Regions from separate parts of the Homo sapiens genome. Here regions 2 and 3 are each linked to region 1. Evidence: chromatin contacts called from ENCODE Hi-C or POLR2A ChIA-PET data. All regions are on one chromosome and are shown on one strand. Each heading gives the region's core, a stretch centred on a gene start or an enhancer-like site at or near the end of the contact. The rest is flanking DNA. Distances are from core to core; before and after follow the strand shown.

Evidence for each region. A loop is a pair of places that touch in the nucleus more often than their neighbours do. ChIA-PET counts read pairs that join two places held with the same protein, here RNA polymerase II (POLR2A). Pooled maps may share reads with other maps.
Region 2: a loop to region 1 is called in a map of Panc1, with 4 times the contacts of the local background. The contact joins the enhancer-like site here to the promoter of ATF6 in region 1. A Hi-C loop is called at or near these places in 2 of 168 maps with a recorded cell type or tissue (PC-3 and Panc1) and 8 of 50 pooled maps.
Region 3: a map of PC-9 shows a loop between it and region 1 (4-fold over the local background). The contact joins the promoter of TOMM40L here to the promoter of ATF6 in region 1. A Hi-C loop is called at or near these places in 1 of 168 maps with a recorded cell type or tissue (PC-9) and 7 of 50 pooled maps. POLR2A ChIA-PET finds 5 or more read pairs at or near these places in 1 of 52 experiments (T-cell).

What each region holds. Positions count from the first base shown.
Region 1 is chr1:161,764,199-161,768,024 of GRCh38, reverse strand. It overlaps ATF6 (activating transcription factor 6), which reads right to left and starts at 1,705. Exons shown (of 16, transcript NM_007348.4): 1 at 1,583-1,705. The coding sequence starts at 1,664. It overlaps ATF6-DT (ATF6 divergent transcript), which reads left to right and starts at 1,878. Exons shown (of 3, transcript NR_187280.1): 1 at 1,878-2,195; 2 at 2,524-2,601. LOC124904444 (a long non-coding RNA gene) reads right to left here and starts at 1,576. Exons shown (of 2, transcript XR_007066695.1): 1 at 1,219-1,576. RefSeq lists enhancers at 1,698-1,777, 1,808-1,887, 3,427-3,596.
Region 2 is chr1:162,390,456-162,394,281 of GRCh38, reverse strand. No RefSeq gene overlaps it. Among named protein-coding and RNA genes, the nearest start is that of C1orf226, 11 kb to the right of the region's middle. RefSeq lists a silencer at 2,089-2,383. Within about 2 kb of position 2,166, at least 2 of the 41 ENCODE cell types and tissues checked have a DNase peak (open chromatin) inside an H3K27ac peak, as active enhancers do; they include Panc1, where a contact is called at or near this core.
Region 3 is chr1:161,224,435-161,228,260 of GRCh38, reverse strand. It overlaps TOMM40L (translocase of outer mitochondrial membrane 40 like), which reads right to left and starts at 2,201. Exons shown (of 10, transcript NM_032174.6): 1 at 2,125-2,201; 2 at 1,657-1,906; 3 at 1,306-1,373; 4 at 911-1,003; 5 at 524-625; 6 at 272-377; 7 at 1-75. The coding sequence starts at 1,771. MIR5187 (microRNA 5187) reads right to left here and starts at 1,075; the gene lies at 1,000-1,075. RefSeq lists enhancers at 462-641, 2,156-2,225, 2,686-2,795.

The DNA.
Region 1 (3,826 bases), core at 456-2,955:
AATTAGCCGGGCGTGGTGGTGCATGCCTGTAATCCCAGCTACTCGGGAGGCTGAGGCAGGAGAATCGCTCAAACCCGAGTGGCGGAGGTTGCGGTGAGCCAAGATTGCGCCATTACACTCTAGCCTGGGCAACAAAAGCGAAACTCCATCTCAAAAAAAGAGGTAAAGAAAAGAAATGTCATGAAAATATAATAGCTGACTAGCTGACAAAATAAATCATAACTACCCAATATATTCAAGTAGTCTTATTAATAACCAGGGATCTTAGGAAGAATAAAATCTGTAGACATGAGTTAGGAAAGCATTATAGAATAGATGCTAGGGGTACAGACTTTGGAGGTAGAAAAACCTGGTCTGATCCTTCTTCTGCCACTAACTAGCTCTAAGAATCTGAGCACAAATTCTGTTAGCCTCAGTTTCCTCATCTCTAAAATAAACAGTACCTCATTGGACTGTTGGTAGGATTAAACAAAATACTTCATGTCAAGAGTTTAACAGGGTCCCTGACACAAAGAGCTAAATAAATGGTTACTGTCACTAATGCATTTGGCTTGGGAAAATGGGAATAAAAAATCTTAAGTTTTCCAGCAACTCTTAAAAAATCTACCCAAGGATTAAAATAAATCTCCAATAGAATATAGTTTTAGAGAACATCTGTCCTTGAAACAATTAAATGACTTTGTTCAATAAAAAGTTGAGATTCCTTCCACTCCTGCTATTGAGAATGCTGATCCAAGGGAGAAAGATAAACTGGGTTCCCCCCAGTTCCAAGGCTGATGAGTGGTGTAGGCTCACTAGCGGGCCCATTTGGGAACCTACACAATCCCAAATTCATATTGGAACCTAAGAACAATATTACTATTATATCTTGCAATCAAGAGGAGAATAAAAGTCTCCTCTAAATACTTAGATAACAAAGTTTCTTCATTCTCATTTCCACTTCATCCCATTCCACCCTTCCTGACCACCAAAACCAAACAAAATATCCATTAACAAGAAAATTAAGAGCTGTATCTGGAGAGCAGTCAGGATTACACCATAAGTATTAGGTGTAGCTAAGCAGGGACCCGAGGTCAGGTGCTTGGGTGTTTTGCTTTTCTGCCAAGACGGACATCAGGCTTAAACCAATAGTAAAAGCTGTAAGATTAGAATTTCTTGTATATAACCACATTCTCTCATATACACCAAACACACAAAAACCCACTCCATTGTGCTCACCGCCCACATTTCACACTCAGGAAATAGCTTGTAGCCTTTTTGGCGGTCCCAGCCATTTTGCTCTAAACCTCCTAAAGACGTCCAGTGTTAGCCACACAAAAAGATCACCCGGTACTTCCCCAGTGGGAATAGTGAAAAACGACAGTTAACTCCAGTTAGACAATATTCTACTCTCCCTGTGGCCAGGACAGAAGCCGAACGATACTCCCAGACTCTTCCAGGGGCACGAACAGGAGTGACGAGGGGCCTCACTCCCCAGGCAGGGTTGGTCCACACCTGTCACCACGAGTGGGCGGAAGTAGGGAGGAAGAAACCTTTAGACGCGAACCCGAGCCACCCTGGTACATTCTCAGATCCCACTCACCCCAATCTTCATCCAGCCTGTGAAAGAGTCCCGGGCTAAAAGGTGACTCCATGGTGCCGGCAACCCCAGCCGGCTCCCCCATTTCACAAGTTCCTTCTCCCTGGAACTCCGTGATTAATATCTGGGACGGCGGCGGCAGGCGGACAAAATACTCCGTAACGCTGACGAGACGGTGGCCTAGTAAAGACAAACTACTTTTGCCGCACGAGGGATTTGTACGACACAGGAAAACGTCAGAGACTAAGCAAATTTGAATAGACCTCTGAGTAAATATTTCCCTTTTGGAGTTTTCAGGACTTTCTGTCCCGCTGTTTTATGGGGAAGGCGGGGGAAGACACGCAGACATCAATTCGACTAAACAAAGTTTATCAATAATATTAAAAATAAAAAGTAAAGCCCCTTTCTGAACATTATGGCTTATTCCTTGATTATCCTTCTTAATGCCACAGCGTGGCTATCTCAGAACAAAATTAGAGACTAACAGTAAATTTACTTTAATTTTTACGAATAATTCTCTATCAATGTAAAAATTTTTCATATACGCGTGTATGAAAGAAAAACACTACTATTTTTCCACATTCGTGAAAACTGCTTAACTGGGACAGTAACCGAGGTAAGTGGTACTATAAAACATACTTCTAGAAAGACTACTTTTATTTAAATAAATTGAAACAAAGCAAATATAAAAAGATAAACCCCCCAAATTTATCTCCTAAAGATAAATTTCTAAAGCATAGTATTTAGTCAAAGTCCAAGCGAGTCTACCCTAAGACCTACAGTAATCGAAGTTCCCAATATTTGTATTACTAAAGATTCGGGTTTTATTTAAAGGAAAATCACATACATCACGAACTCCAACTGAAAATATGAACTGAGTTTGATAAAGCAGTTTCAAGAACGCTACTTAAGAGAATTTCTTTTTCATCCATTTTAAATTTCAGCGGCCAGTGAATATTTAAAATACTGTAACCGACGAATACGTATGCTTCTAGGACCACGTGGAATCTTTCCCATGGTAGGTAAGCAAAACAAATGTGCTTCCCAGAACCCTCCAAACTGCTCGTGGGTATATTACTACAGATTACATAATGCAGCAGCGTTCCGGGACGCAAGCCCAGAAAAAGATAATTAAATCCCCTTACGTCAGATGTAACTACTTTTGTCATTAGAAAACTAATAAATTTTCACTTAAGGTGAAATTTATAACACTTTAATTCTCACCCAATTACAAATTCAAAAATTGACATAAAAAACTAAAATAAGGCCGGGCGCGGTGGCTCACGCCTGTAATCCCAGCACTTTGGGAGGCCGAGGCGGGCGGATCACGAGGTCAGGAGTTCGAGACCAGCCTGGCCAACATAGTGAAACCCTGTCTCCACTAAAAATACAAAAAGTTAGCCAGGCGTGGTGGCGGGCAAGTAGCTGTAATCCCAGCTACTCGGGAGGCTGAGGCAGGAGAATCGCATGAACGCGGGAGGCAGAGGTTGCAGCGAGCGGAGATCGCACCACTGCACACCAGCCTGGTCGACATTGCGAGACTGCGTCTCAAAAAAAAAAAAAAAAAAAAAACCTAAAATAAAATAAAATCATCGAGTCTTCTGTATCCCACTAGACACCTTAGTCTTTTAAGAAAATCACCATGACAAATCGCCAATTTTTTTAATTTCCAAAAGATTTTATTTTTATTCAAAAAGTGCAAGTAATTATGAAACAAACATTTGTGACCTATCACCAAGAATTTAAAAATTTAACATTTTTCATTTTTGTCCCAGATTTTTCATAAGAAATTAAATACTACAGAATTGAATTCCTCTTTCCTCCCTGCTTCATTTTCCTCCCTTGGCGTAGGCCACTTCTACCATGAATTTTATGGGTATAAAATTTTATTTTATAAAAATAAAAGTGTAATTCTAGTCCACTTTTATTTTTAGTTTTACGGTGCTTAAACATGTTTATAGACACATGCATTTAGTGTCATTTGGGTTTTTTTAATGTATGTAAACTTTAATGTTCTCCAAATCATTTTTCTTATTGGATATTAAGGATCTACCCATGGTATTTCCTTGAATGAATCTCAATTTCTCTCTCTCTCTCCCTCTTTTTTTTTTTTTTTTTTTTTTTGAGACAGGGGCTCACTTTGTCCCCTAGGCTGGATTGCAGTGGAGCCATCTCAGCTCACTGCAGCTTGACCTCCCAGGTTTAAGCGATCCTCATGCCTCTCCCCACAATAGCTGAGACTACGGG
Region 2 (3,826 bases), core at 917-3,416, 630 kb before region 1:
TTGTTTTCAATACTTATTATTTTCTAATAAATATATTTATAGTTATGAATTTAGCTCAAAGTACTATTTTAGCTGTATCCCATAAATTTTAACACAAATAGTGGTTATTGCAGTTTAGGTCAAAGTATTTTTAATTCTTGTAAAAGTATCTTCTTTAATCCAAAAACTATTTAGTAGTTCATAATTGTTTTCAAACATACATTTTTAGTTATTTTAGTATAGATTTCAAACTATATCACGTTAAGGTTGGATAACAGCCTGACTTCAATTTCTGAGGCTTCCTTGCTGACCTGGTATATGTGAACATTCTGTGAATATTTCATTTGTTTGAATTACTCTTTCTATTCATTTTAAAGCTTGTTCTCTTTACCTCTTCCCCAAATGTATTCAAGATTATAGATTATATAAAACAAATATTTTCATAGATTTGCATATTTTATCTATTTGATCTATCAGCGTCAGAGAAAGATAAATCTTTTAATTCTATATATAATAGTATTTAACTTTCTGATTATAATAGTTAGTATATTAACTAGTTTTTGTTATTTTACCATTTTTATTTTAACTGTTTTTTAATATTTTTATGTGTATATATTTTTATTACTATTTTATCATCTTCATTTCCTTTATTTTATAAAGTATTCCTCCTTGTCTCTCATTAGTTTTGCCTTTATTTATATTTTACATCATATTAAAATTGCTATCTCAACTTTTATTCATACTTTCCTAGTATGTAATTTTCTGTCCTTTCATTTTCAAGTTTTTACACCTTTTATCTCTGTCTTCTGTGGACACAATATTGCTGGATCTTTTTTTTTTTTCCAATTTAAGATTCTCTCCTTTTGTTTGGTGAGTTCAAAACACATGTTTATTATAATTTGTTCTATTGGAATTTATACCGCCATCTTATACATTCTTTCCATTTGCTATACATTTTTTCCTTTTTTTCTCCTTTTCTGCTTTCCATTGAATAGATCAAATTTATCTCTGTTAATTTGAAAGCTCTATTAAAAAAATTTAGTGTTTACCCATAACTTATTAGGCCCTGTATTTTTATTTTTCTCTATAACATTGTAAATATATCAATTGTTATAATTTAACATGCTCTCATTTCTCTTCTGTCACCATCACCAATCCCATCAGATTTTCTGAAATTATCTAAAATTTTAATTGTTATTTACTCTTTTGGGTCCTTTATCATTTAAATAACAGTATACTTTACTGAGTCAATTAGTCATCCTTCTTGTAAATTTAAAAAACACATAGCACTCTCCTGAGTTTCTCTTCTTGGCAGAATATTTTCTGCAAAAGTATTTTGCATATTTGAAAATTGCTATGAGAGCAGATTTTAAGTGTTCTCATCAAAGATGGTCTTTGAGTGGTAAACCTTTTGCGGTCTTTTTAATTTTAGATTAATTTAAATGATAGTTGAGCTAAATATAGAATTGTAGGTTTAAAGTTATTTTCCTTCAGTGATATAAAACATATTAAGTTGCTAGCACTTTATGTGTAGGTTTCTTACTGAGATGTCTAATGTCAATCTGATCCTCCTTCACTGCTGAACTTTTTCGTGGAAAGTTGAAAAATGGCCTGTCTTCATGATCTTAAATTTCACTGTGATGTGTCTAATAGTGAGTTTTTTCTTCTCTATCAAATATGAAACCTTATAGGCCATTTTGCTCTTGGGATTTTAATCTTTCTTTACTTTTATTACTATTTAAATGAATAGAATGAATGAATGAATGAATGAATGAGAATTCTCATTCATTTTTCAAAGATTTCTTCTATTTTTTCCCTCCTACTGGAATTTCTAATTAAGAACTGTCCTCTCTTTTATTTTGCCCTTGAAATGATATTTGTTAAGTGATCTTAGGAAAGATACAAGCCTCTCTAAAATGGAGACAATATTTATCTCATAAATTACTATTAGTTTTGTCATGGAAGTCTTCCTTTCAGTTACCAGAAACTGCAATACCTGATGCCAGCCACAAGAGGCCAGACAGCCATCAAGAAAACTAGTACTGCTTGAGGGTTTTATTTTCCTTTCTTTCCTTCCTTCCTTCCTTCCTTCCTTCCTTCCTTCCTTCCTTCCTTCCTTCCTTCCTTCCTTTTCTTTCTCTCTCTCTTTTTTTGTAAAGCCCTGCTGAGTACCATGGTAGCTATTAGACCTGAAATATTTCTTTAGCAAGTATTCTCCAAACAGTACTCACTTCCCCATTGAATGCTTAATCTCCAGTGTCGATAACAGGATTAGTTTCTAAGCCAGGCTTCCCTGAGTTTGCAATGTGAGATGTAATAGGTGCTCTTGCCACTCCTACTGCAGGGCGAAATTCTTGCAATTCAGAGAAGGCTCTTACCGACACCCTTAAGAACGAATGTTTTCAGGAGGTACTATTGTTAGCTCTGTCACTTACTGGTAGAGTGACTATGGGCAAATTGCTAAGACTCCCTAAGCCTCTGGTCAGCTTCATCTAGAAAATGAGGATAATGACTTACCACATAAAGTTACTGTGGAGCTTCACTGAGATGACGCCAGCCCAGGTTAACATGTTAACAATGCAGTCTTTGTTGTTTCCTCTTTTGTAAAATGAGGGGACTGTGGAATGGGTCTTTAAATTCCCATCCCATGTGAATATGCAGTGTTTAATGAAACTGTATTACTCCTTGGAGAAGATCTAACTCAAAAAGATGTTTCTGAGCCATGAACGTTTCCTGGAATTATTTATCAGACTGGCGCGATGGAGATAGAGAAGTAGGGGAGGGTGGCTGTTCCTCAGGCCTGAAGACTTAGGTCTTCCCAGAGAGTTCTGCCTCTCAGTTGTAAGACCCAGGGAATTGGCTTAGACATCATCTCAGTCTCAGTTTACCTCTTCCTAACATGGGGCTGAAATACCTCCCTCACAAGATAGGATTCATGAGATCGTGTGTGTGAATCTCTTTAAGCACAATAGAATAACATCCGTATCTGGAAAATGGGCTTAGTAAGACCTCCCTTGGAGGGCTATGAGAAAAACAAATGAGACCATGTGTATAAATTGATTAACACAATTCCTGGAGTATATAGAAGCTTCAGAGAATGATAAAGCACCAATTAACAGTCAAGCCTAACACAGTGAAGTAGAATGTTAAGAATTGGAACTCAGAGCCCTGTAGGCAGCTCCCAGAGGTAGGCAGGTGCCTGGCACTGAAGCACAGCCCTTCTTGCATTATGCTGGATATAAGTGCTTGCTTCTACCAGCTCCGTGGCAAGGTGGCATCTGTCCAAGGAACAGAGTTAATGAAGGCTCCGGCTGCAGATAAATGAGCTTCACATTGGCCCATTAATCACTTTCCACTTCGAAAATGGCCACCCTCAATCCTTCTCTGTGGAGTTGATGATCATGTACAGAGGCTGCCTGCGGATAGAGATCCTGAGGAAGAGGGGCTGAAAGAGTCCTGCTGGTCTACCCCAGAGCCTGTCTAGTCTGTTCCACACAAATTCAACTGCAGGTTTCCTGAGTTTAGTTCCATTCAAAGTGCATCTTTATCGAGCTCCTGCAATATGCCAGACACTGTGCTGGGAACCGAGGAGTCAGGGATGAAGATGGCATGGTCCCTGCCCCTGAGCTCAGAGACCTGGGGGAGAGAAGCATGAGGATGAAGCGACTTTCTATGACACATGGAGAGTACCGTGATGGAGGAACACATAGGATGCTACGGGAACGCAGAGAAGGGGTGGGGTGGTGTCCGGGAAGCCACCTGGAGGAAGGGATGCCTGAGTGGAAATGTGAAAGATGAATTAACATAGCCTAGTGAAGTCAGAGGAAAGGGACGGGAAGGTAGAAAC
Region 3 (3,826 bases), core at 952-3,451, 540 kb after region 1:
GCCGGTGATAAACTAGCTCTCCTCCCAGCACCAGCCGATGAGTGAGGCTCTGCAGGAAGTGAGCAACCATGATCACTGTGGGGGAATGGGGAGACATGGAGTCAGTCATAGAGACAATATCCAGACCTGCTCCCTCACTCCCAATAACCGCCACCCCAGCCTGCCCAAGAAGTTCCTTTTCTAAACTCCAAACTGTACAGAAGATGAAGAGGCATAGTAACATTAGCAAATGGGCCGCCAAGATAAAAAGAACCCTGTCCCAGTTCCTCACCCGACTCCCCAATCAGGTCAGGATTTCCTAGGGTCAGAGTGGCTGTGTAGTCATCTCCCCGATACTCGCCATCAAACTGCCATGTCAGGAACTTGGCCTGCTGCGTCTGGGTGGCAAGAGCAAGAAGTAAAATCTCCCTCCCTCTTTATGATCATTATAGACTCTGCTCCTCCTTCCAAGCCCTCAGAGCAGGAAACCCGTGGAGGAGAAAGAGGAAGTGCCTCAGGGGATGGAGGCAGGAACTGTGGTCACCTGGAAGACAGCCTTAGCTCGGAGCCGCTCTGCCAAGAGGAGCAAGACCTGGGCGTTCAGGCTGCCACTGCTGTCCATATCCCCTACCACAGTGGGGAACACCTGTGGAAGGGTGTACACAGTAGTAAGGCTGAGCCGGATGGCACCACTCAGCCTAAACCCAAATATAGAACTTCATTAAGAGTGCACAGCGCCCCCTGGTGGAGTCACAAAGACACACTCTGGGCTCTTCACAGAAAATGTTTCTCTACCCTCTCTCATTCAGAAAAGACACAGAGAATCAGGTTACGGCCCATTCCTCCCCATAACACACACAATTCCTCTTCCTCCAGACCTGGGTCCCAGATTGGTTTTTAGGGAGATGACCCAGGTGTGTGGAGCCCTCACCTCAGTGGGACTGAGCTGCCAATCCCCTGCATAGGCCGCATGGAGGTGATATCCCGGCAAGCCCAGGGCACTCATGTGTATAGTGTGCGCCACCTGAGGAAAAGAGGATTCAGTGGAGAAAAGCGCATTCCTGCTCCACTTCAATCCCTCATCCCACCCTTAGTCTTTTCCCCATCCAGAGGGCCTCTCAAGAATCCTAAATATTCCAACATATACAGAGAAGGTCATCGGATTAAAAGCAACAAGTCCCACAGGCACGGAGGTAAAGAGAACCCCACATCCTCCCTCATTTGTCCCACATAGACTGGCTAGGGCTGGAGTACAAAGGAAAGGAGAAGATGATCCAGGGACAGGAAAGGGGGAATAGTAAGGAGGGGCCAGAGAAGTGGGAGCACCTGGAAATGGCTGCTCAGAACCTTGTTGACAACGAGCTTCACTCCCTCCATCTGTGCTGGGAATACATCTGAAGGGGGTAGGGGAAGGGAAGGAATAAGCACAGACAAAGAACCCCTACCCCAAAAGATAGTCTCCCCTTTCAATCCCATAGGGAACACTTTGGAGGAATTAACCTCCTTTCAAGTCCTGCAATGAAATGCTCCACTTCATTTGGGCACCTGATCCTCCCTGAGGCTGCATGACCCAGCTATGATCTCCCCTTTCCTGCTCCCATCGCCGGACATCCGGCATTCAAGACCCTCCACTCCTCTGCCCCTTCATCCTGAGACACCCAAGTGCCAAGTTCTCACCTTTGCATAGACGGTGCAGCTCATCGAAGCTCCCAGGGTTGGGCAGGGGTTCCTCTCGGCGGGGGCTCCGGCGGGGCAAAGTCCCCATTGGTGCCAGGCCCAATGTGTTCCCCATTTTAGTCCAGAGGACTGGGAAGAGCCGAGGTTAGCCTGTGAAAGGACGCTATTGCCCCTTTACCCCCCAACGGGCCCCACCCCCCATTATCCGGCTCCCCAGCCTCAGAAACTTCCACATGGTCCGACGCTACACCTGGAACAGGAAGAGTAGGGAAGGAGAGCACTCATGGAGAGACAACCCTAGGCACACTCCCGCCCCATCTTTGATCTCTCACCCCCACTTGTCACCCTTGTCCTCTCTCCCTTTCTCTGATCCTAGCCCCCACCACAGACTTCACCTAGCTCCCTAGCCTCTCTATTCTTCATTCCCAGGCCCCAAGACCAGGCCCGCAATGGTGCAGTATCCCTTACCATCTCAGACCATCATGCTGCCCCTTTCCCCCCGGCACACCCCGGTCATCTTGATGGGGGCAGCCATCTTGAGTGATGGCAGAACTGCAGCTTCACGCTGCATTCTTAGCGTGGCCGTAAGCGCCATCTTTGAATCTGGCAAAGAAAGCTGTCAAAGACCCAACCCAACCCTGATTGGGCCCCGCCCAATCAATGAAAAAAAAAAAAAAAAAAAAAAGCCTCGCTATTTACCATGGGCCAATGGGAAGGGAGGAAGAAAATGAGTGGCAGGTCTGACGGCCCAAGAGCTTCAACCCTGGAGCTGCAGAGGCGGGCAGGACTTGATTGGTGGCCCCTTAGACTTAAGTGGAAGGCTTTAGATCACTAGGCCTCTCCAAGGTCGGAAAAAAACTTGTGAGCGTACAAGACACTAGAGGGAGCATCTTGTAGCTTGGGCCACTGAAGCTCCTTCCACCCATGTAGTTTCATCCATGAGAAAAGTGGAACTACAGCTTGTAGACTGGCATAGTGTGAAGGGTGGCAGAAAGAACGATTATGAAGACTTCTTTGGAACCCTGGTTCATTTCTATCGCTCCCTTCTCTCCAAAGAACCCATGGGAAATCCTCCTCACAGCCCTCCACAGCACACCTCCAAATGAGTACTACTCATTAAGCGCAGCACTCCCTAGAACAGGGACCCACCCTTCTCTTCTGGAGGTCTACATCTCTCGAAGTCCCCGCTCTTGACCACTTGGTGGAATGGAAACGGGTGTGAGAGTTTGGCGCAGAGGAGTAAGTTCTAGCAGAACTATTCGCTGAAACAGCTGCTTTCTGTATTTAACCCTTCCTTCCCTGAGTCCCAAGGCAGAGTTGGCAAATAAAATCTAGGAATATGGAGCCTGGCCCCCAAAGGCACTCCATCCCAGGACCAGGGACAAGCCAAAGGGCTGACCTCAAGCACTAAGCGCTCCACAGGGGAATAATTGAAAATGGAGTAAGAGTTCTTGGTCTTGGAGGGTGAAGGGTGGGAGGAGGGAGAAGATCAGGAAAAATAACTAATGGATATTAGGCTTAATACCTGGGTGATGAAATAATCTGTACAACAAATCCCCATGACACAAGTTTACGTGTGTAACAAACTTGCATATATAGGCCAGGGGCGGTGGCTGATGCCTGTAATCCTAGCACTTTGGGAGGCCGAGGCGGGCAGATCACCTGAGGTCGGGAGTTCAAGACCAGCCTGACCAACATGGGGAAACCCCGTCTCTACTAAAAGTACAAAATTACCCGGGCGTGGTGGCGCATGTCTGTAATCCCAGCTACTTGGGATGCTGAGGCAGGAGAATCCTTGAACCCGGGAGGTGGAGGTTGCAGTGAGCCGAGATCATGCCATTACGCTCCAGCCTGAGCAACAAGAGCAAAACTCCGTCTCAGGAAAACAAACAAAAAAACCTGCACATATACTTCTGAATTTAAAACAAAAGTTAAAAAACAAAGATTTCTTGGTCTCTGGTCACTACCTCCCTCATCAGCTTTGCGCCTCCACTGTCACCCTCAGGAATGTTCCACATACTCAGCGAGTATGCTTGGGGGGCAAAAGGGTGAAAGATACAAAAGCTTCTGATATCTATTTAACTGATTTCACCCAAATGCTTTGAACCTGGGAATGTACCTCTCCCCCTCCCCCACCCCCAACAGGAGTGAGACAAGGGCCAGGGCTATT